2 separate regions of the Homo sapiens genome follow, and region 2 is linked to region 1. A link is an interaction called in ENCODE POLR2A ChIA-PET data of the cell type or tissue named here. Cell type or tissue: OCI-LY7. All regions are shown on one strand.

What was found. Peaks named below come from ENCODE experiments on the same cell type or tissue, not always from the same donor. Only the 100,000 strongest peaks of a DNase experiment are listed, where the experiment ranks them.
Region 2: POLR2A ChIA-PET joins it to region 1 with 6 read pairs; 4 of 35 experiments call an interaction of 5 or more read pairs at or near these places.

What each region holds. Positions count from the first base shown.
Region 1 is chr3:101,822,993-101,826,992 of GRCh38, reverse strand. It overlaps NXPE3 (neurexophilin and PC-esterase domain family member 3), which reads right to left. Exons shown (of 8, transcript NM_145037.4): 8 at 1-4,000. Among named protein-coding and RNA genes, the nearest start is that of NFKBIZ, 25 kb to the left of the region's middle. RefSeq lists a silencer at 96-175. In OCI-LY7, no CTCF peak of the experiment used is centred here; no DNase peak of the experiment used is centred here; H3K27ac peaks cover 913 bases.
Region 2 is chr3:101,731,344-101,735,343 of GRCh38, reverse strand. CEP97 (centrosomal protein 97) reads right to left here. Exons shown (of 11, transcript NM_024548.4): 5 at 3,391-3,504; 6 at 2,690-2,856. Among named protein-coding and RNA genes, the nearest start is that of CEP97, 8.7 kb to the right of the region's middle. In OCI-LY7, no CTCF peak of the experiment used is centred here; no DNase peak of the experiment used is centred here.

The DNA of each region.
Region 1 (4,000 bases):
GGCATGATCTCGGCTCACTGCAACCTCCACCTCCCGGGTTCAAGCGATTCTCCCACCTCAGCCTCCTGAGTAGCTGGGATGACAGGCATGTGCCACCACACCTGGCTATTTTTGTATTTTTAGTAGAGATGGGGTTTCATCATATTGGTCAGGCTGGTCTTGAACTCTTGACCTCAGGTGATCCGCCCACCTCGGCCTCCCAAAGTGCTGGGATTACAGGCATGAGCCACTATGCCCGGCCCACATTTTTTTAAAAAGTTAAAATGTAAAAGCACTTTTAAGAGACAAGTTAGACAGAAGGTGGTGGAGTACATTTTCTGCTCTCCTAGCTTCTGTGTCCTTTAAACTCCTGCCCTCAACCATCCTCTTATCGTCCACCACCTCCATTCCCCTAGGATTCCCAGGTCCCCTTAGCACTCAGGGGCTGTGGTCTCACCTTCAAATGAAAAACAACAACTTCAAAATTTTATTTATTGCACACTGAGGTGTCAAGAATCCTAAGTACACTAATACTACATTGTAGACATAAACCAGGTAGAATAATGCTTAACACAAGAAAATAAATACACTTGAAGTGGAATTTCTGGCATTAGTGACTAGCTGATGTTAAAAAGCTGAATTTACCCAGAATCCACAGAGATAATGCTGAGCAGTTTTTTAGAAAGTTGGGGAGGCTTATTTCTGTTGTTTCCCTTGGGTGTTTATTTCCCTGTACCTCTCTCAGTCATCACTATTTCCTTGAACAGGGTCCAGAAACAGACTCATTTCTGGCATGTAACACATGAATATATAAAGGCGTACCATATTTATTCTTGTCAAGTACCCTGATTTACCAATCTGCAAACTAAGTTTTCAGATTGATAAATGTGAAACTGGATTCAGTTATTAAACTGGATCAAGTTTCAATCTGAAACTTAATAACTGAATCCAGGAAGTGTCAGTTAAATGGTCTTAATTAAAATGATAGTTGTTCAGAATGGCAAAATGAATCATACTGGAACACCAAAGGTCTGTTTTGCATTCGCTGAAGAAAGGTTACTTTTAGTAGGATAATTCTATAAAATGTAACTTGCATAGAAAGGCTTTATTATGGGTTCTGTCTGTCACAAATAGCATCAAATCAATCATCTCAGTTCTGGAATATGAGATTCACTACATTAAATTAATACTTTCATTCCAAAATAGAAATTCATATTTTAAACCACTGAAATTGATATAAACCACTGCTTTAATATTGTAAACCTAAATGTCCAACTATAATGACCAACTTATCTAATAATGAAAACTGCAGTAGCAGAACTATTAAGCAGATCTTTATAATTAACTTATGAAGACTATTTAACATAGAAAAATATTTATATGTAAAAAACACAGACCCAAATTACATATTCTCTATAAGTATATGGTTAAAAAACCTGCAAGAAAATATACCTAAATGCTAATGTTCATTGCATTCAGATGATAGAATTATGGATTTTATCCATAGATTTTTCTTCTAGATTTTATAGTTTTTAAAAATTATGATGCCCCTTATATTTATATTGGGAAATATACATTTAAACAAACTATTATTTGGCTACCATGCTAATATTCACAACCATGTGGCACTAGCCTAAAATAAACTTTTCAGAAGAAACTAAATTATTCTATCTAAATATTCTGGGAAACGTTTAAGTGATATTGGAATCTCTATCAAAATTTCCACACCAGAGTGAAGAAAGACAAATTAGATGTGGGATGAAAGTTGTTCTCACTGATAAGTGAGAGCTAAATGATGAGAACACATGGACACATAAAGGGCAACAACACACACTGGGGTCTATTGGAGGGTGGAGGGTAGGAGGAGGGAGAGGATCAGGAAAAATTACTAATGGGTACTAGGCTTAACACCTGGGTGATGAAATCATCTATACAACAAACCCCCATGACGTAAGTTTACCTATGAAACAAACTGGCACATGTACCCCTGAACTTAAAAGTTGTTAAAAAAAAAATTTTTTTAAGAGAGATGAAAGTGACTCAAGAAGCTGTGTCACCAAATCTTTGAGAGCTATGTCACCAAATCAAAAAATAACAGAAAACCAGACAAGATCATAAGAAATCATTTGCACAATCAAGTGGCATCATTCCAAACCACTGGAGGAGCAATGCCCGCTTTCTTTTTAAAATTCTCCTGGGAAAATTACTCCTCAGCCTCCTTTATAAATCCTTGAGGAAATGTCAAGTTCTTTCACGACAAGAAAAACTCTCAGCTGGGCACAGTGGCTCACACCTGTAATCCCAGCACTTTGGGAAGCTGAGGTGGGCAGATGCTTGAGCTCAGGAGTTTAAGACCAGCCTGGACAACATGGCAAAATGTAGTCTCTACAAAAAGATACAAAAATTAGCTGGGCATGGTGGTACATACCTGTAGTCCCAGCTACTCAGGAGGCTGAGGCAGAAGGATCCCTTGAGCCCAGGAAGTCAAGGCTGCAGTGAGCCATATCATGCCACTGCACTCCAGCCTGGGCAAAAGAGCAAGACCCTGTCTCAAAAACAAATAAATAAATACAAACGCTTCTTTACGAAAGTCTCACAAGTTTAGCTGAAAAGAGATATGGACTCTCACATACCTTATTTCAGATCTAAACATGAGTTCCTCATCTATAAAATGGAGCTAATATCACCAATACTATTGGATCATGAACAGAATTAAACCAGTTATTGGTAAATCCCCCAAAATAATAAACAAGCCATGTTTATTCCCTCATTCTATCTTACCTCTTCTCTTAGTGTTTCTCACAGTGTGGAATACCACCATTGCATCAGAATCACTGAGCACTCGCCACAAAGGTTGGTTTCATAAATCCCAGAGGCATCATGGTCCCTCTTTTTTTTTTTTTTTTTTTTTTAGAGACAGGGTCTTGCCCTGTTGCCCAGACTGGAGTACAGTGGCACAATCAAGGCTCACTGCAACCTCTGCAACCTTCTGCCTCCTGGGCTCAAGCAATCCTCCCACCTCAGCCTCCTAAGTAGCGGGGACTACAGGTGGTGCCACCACACCCAGCTAGTTTTTGTATTTTTTTGTAGAGATGGGGTTTCACCATGGCACCCAGGCTGGTCTTGACCTTCCGGGCTCAAGCAATCCGCCCACCTCAGCCTCCCGAGACTATAATCCCTGCTGGGATTACAGATGTGAGCCAACATCCCTGGCCTTAATTCTTTTATTATTTAACAAAAATTTTTTAGAGATAAGATCTCTTGTCTGTTGCCCAAGTGGGAGTGTAGTGGCGCAATCATAACTCACTGCAGCCTCAAACTACTGGGCTCAATCAATCACCCTGCCTTAGCCTCCCTAGTAGCTGGGACTGTCGGCCCACACCTGGATAATTTTTTATTTTTTGTAGAGATGAGGTCTTACTATGTTGCCCAGGCTGGTCTCAAACTCCTGGCCTCAAGCAATCCTCCTGCCTGGCCTCCCAAAGTGCTGGGATTACAGGCTTGAGCTACCACACCCTGCCATGACTCTTTAATTCTGCATTTTTGTCAGATACTACAAGTGATCCTTAGGTACTGTAAAGCGTAAGGACCATTAAAATTAAACTATTTTAATATATTTTATTACCTCATTAGGCTCAGAAACAATTAAAAATCTTCTTTCCCCCTAAAATACTTTAAAAACTTGAAGGTGTTCCTCAAGGACAGGAAAGTAAGATCTGGGGCCCTCCTATTTTAAATTAAAAACCCAAATTATTTGACCCATTCTTCTAAGGGTATATATTGTTCATACTTCAAGCATCTGTCTTCCTCTCTAAAGCCTCCCTAGTTTCTTCATCTGTCTACTTAGGAGCAACTTAAACTAGACTATAATCTATCACAGCTCAAAAAGAAAAGAGTACTTACTAAATGATCCCAAATTAAACTCGTTTAAAATTAATAAGTCAAATAAAATTAATAATTCCATTCTTCTTAGATAGCCAGTAGGAATAGCAGCTTCTTCCAAGCATGAGAGAATGGGTGT
Region 2 (4,000 bases), 92 kb after region 1:
AGTGGGAGCCCACTCTTCCCTATCTCCTGAAGTCTCTGAAATTAAATGTTTGCAAAGCATTATGGAGAAAGCTCAAAAAATATTCAAATTCACCTTAAAGTCACTTGGAATAAAACCATTTCCACAGTATAGAAACACAGACTTTTTTATCATTATTTATCCAATCAACAAATATTTTCTGTCTTGACACTCTCTTTAGTTTCAACAAACTCTTCAACCTTTAGTCTCTATCCTTATATAATATCATTTATTAAGCACCTACTATATGACCAGTCCTATGTTCTATACATCATCCTTAATCCTACCATCCATGAAAGCAAGGTAGTACCGCTATTCACATTTTACAGATGAGGAAACTTAGCCTCAGAAAAGCCCTAAGGAACTTGACAAGGCCACACAGCTAATAGATAGCAGAGAAAAAAGTGAAGCCTTCCCCTGTCTATCGTAAGCAGGTCTCATCTCTCTTTGTGGGTCTCTCTTTACACCAAACCTTTATCTCTGCCCACATCACCATGCTGCCTCTCAGACATGAAAATGTTGCCAGTCCTACTCCCACAGAAGAAGTCAACAACTGTACAGAGGATTATCCAAGTAAACCCATATTCCAAATCTAGAACTAGTCACAGTTTGAAACAAAATAAGGTTTATTCTCAGAGCAACATTCACAGCAGGAAAAAGAAAAGCCACCCTTTCCTGTAGGCAAACTAGACCTGACATATGTCCCTCACCCTACACCAGCACCACCACTATCTAGCTCTTGGCTGCCATTCCTCACGGCCCTGTGCTTTACTCAGAAACTATACAAAACAGCAGAGAGACAGAGAAGGGAGACGCTGTCTGTAATCTACCACCCGTCCTCCCATCAGGAAACTCCTGAAGTAACTACTGTCTGTAGTAGAGAAGAACAAAAAAAGGCGAGGGATAATGTATGTGTTGAGTCCATAATGCATGTGTGTATGTACTGAGAGAAAAAAGTTAAATGAAGCATAGTAGACAGAATAAAGTCATCTCAACTCTCACTATCCCAATTCCACTCCCTCCTTCCCATATCCTAGTTCCTTACCTCCCCTAAAGCTCTCATTCCACTGATCAGGTATCAGGGTCCAGAAGACTCCATTCTGCAGGGATCCCAGCTCCAAGCCACAGAAACTATTAATGATTTACAGGTGGGGGAATTCTTGCTTCTGCTGCTTCACAGGTATAAGAAGGGGAGAACCTGGCCAGGTGCAGTGGCTCATGCCTGTAATCCCAACACTTTGGGAGGCCGAGGCGGGCGCATCACCTGAGGTCAGGAGTTTGAGACCAGCCTAAACAACATGGAAAAACCCTGCCTCCACTAAAAATACAAAATTAGCTGGGTGTGGTGGCACATGCCTATAATTCCAGCTACTTGGGAGGCTGAGGCAGAAGAATCGCTTGAACCCAGGAGGTGGAGGTTGTGATGAGCAGAGATCGCGCCATTGCACTCCAGCCTGGGCAACAAGAGTGAAACTCAGTCTCAAAAAAAATAAAAAGGCTGGGCGCGGTGGCTCACGCCTGTAATCCCAGCACTTTGGGAGGCCGAGGCGGGTGGATCACGAGGTCAGGAGATCGAGACCATACCGGCTAAAACGGTGAAACCCCGTCTCTACTAAAAATACAAAAAATTAGCCGGGCGTAGTGGCGGGCGCCTGTAGTCCCAGCTACTCGGGAGGCTGAGGCAGGAGAATGGCGTGAACCCGGGAGGCGGAGCTTGCAGTGAGCCGAGATCCCGCCACTGCACTCCAGTCTGGGCGACAGAGCGAGACTCCGTCTCAAAAAAAAATAAAAAATAAAAAAATAAAAAAAAAAGAAGAGGAGGACCAATCACCACATCTGCTACTAGTTCCAAATTAAAACTCTGCATTTTCCCAGAGTTATCATTATAATGAGTATTTGGAGAATTCTAAGATACTACTAATACTGCCCTTACATGGCATTTGGAGCTGGATGATAAAATAGAAAATAAAATGAATAAAAAATACGGCCCTTATATATGTGATAGATTAATATATTACAAGCTTTTGTGAGACTGATCTGAGATCCTACACAGGATCTATAACATGATGGTTTCTAAGCAAAAGTGTTCCAAGCTCCAAACAACTGATTAACAAAAGAACTTTTAGAAATCAAATTGTTGTATGTAGGGCACTAAGACTACTAGCTCCAATCTCTGGGGCCGAGATTTCTTCTTTTTTTTTCAGAGACAGGGTCTCACTCTGTCACCCAAGGTAGAGTGCAATGACACAACCATAGCTCACTGTAACCTTAAATTCCTGGGCTCAAGCAATCCTCCCACCTCAGCTTCCTAAGTAGCTAGGACTACAGGTGTGTACCACCACACCCAGCTAATTTTTTTTTTTTTTTGAGATGTGGTCTCCCTATATTGCCCAGGCTGGTCTCAAACTCCTGGGCTCAAGCAATCCTCCTGCCTCGGCTTTCCAAAGTGCAAGGATTACAGGCATGAGCCACTGCACCAGGCCAATATTTATTTCTTATCCTTTTTTAGAAATGACAGAAAATCCTAAATGACCAGCATATAGTCTGCTACATGACTGCACTAATACTCTTGTTATCTAAATGCACATTTTAAGAAATACTCTATTAATCTGTAGTAAACTAGAAATGGTCTTTTCAGTAACATTTGTGATGTTAAAGAGCACATGTTTACCTTTCCTTCTGAGAAATCACATATCCATCTAGGACTCTGAGGTTTAGGCACCAGCTGACGATGTACGGCCGATAGTCAAATCCTGGGATGGATGGTGTTGCCATCACACAAGGATTGTTCATAATCGACAACTGTTCCAATTCAGTTAAGGATGCCAAAAAAGAGATCTGGAACAAAAGATATCTTTGTTGAACAAAAGGACTATTCAGTGTCAAGCACAAAATTTCCACTGATTACATATCTTTGGCAGCATTTGAGAATGTGATAATTTCCCTCTTGTTCTGAAAAGTGACAAGTGTCCATTGACTTCCAAAGTTTCAACAATATAGCCATCTGTCCCTGCTGCACAAAATCCCCTGGCAAATATCAGCACTGTTTCCTAGCAGAAATAACCCTATTTTGAAAACATCACAGCAGCCAGGAAAGGTGGACAGGGAGTCTTATAAACCCTTATAACGTAGATGTCCCTCTACCACCAATCGCCTCCCAGTGGAATGATAATTACAGCTTTACAAAGGAAATTAGACCTTAATGACCCACTGACACTAAGGAAAAGTGGAAAGATCTAGAGCCAAGCATTTCATATGAATGGCAGTTTCTTCCAAGATGCTCACAGTCTAAAAGTAAGCTCACAACCCTCTCCTGTGTCTTTCCTAGGATTTCCAGCTTCCTGAATCTCACAAAATACCCTCAAATTTTACCTCATTTAAGTCTCGGATTTCATTTTCTGCCAAAGAAAGTATAGCAAGACTTCTGGGTAGGTAAGCAGGTGCCATTCTAAGAGAGGTGATGATGTTTCCATGTAAAAGCAGGGTCTTGAAAGTAAAAACAGTATGAATTACAAATGAAAAGATTACAAATAAATTGGCCTATTGTGACAACACCAAAATGGTACATATAAGAATAAAGGAATCTACTTTATTATATTTCTCATCACACACAAATCAAAGACTGTTAATGCTACAAGGGTCCTTGATGATCTTCTGGTCCAACTCTCTGTTTTCATACCAACATCCTAAGCTCATGATATTTTAAAGACTTGTCCAAAAACACATGCTTGGCATAGCAACTAGGCATGCTGTGAGATTTAACTTATGAGACACTGAGCAATTTCTAACACACTTTTTCATTTTCTTTTAAAATATCAAAATAGAGGCCATGTGTGGTGGCTCATGCCTGTAATCCCAGCATTTTGGGAGGCCAAGGAGGGAAGATTGCTTGAGCCCAGGAGTTTGAGACCGGCCTGGGCAACATAGTGAGACCTGGTCTCTACTAAAAATCAAAAAATTAGCCAGGCATGATGAGGTGCAC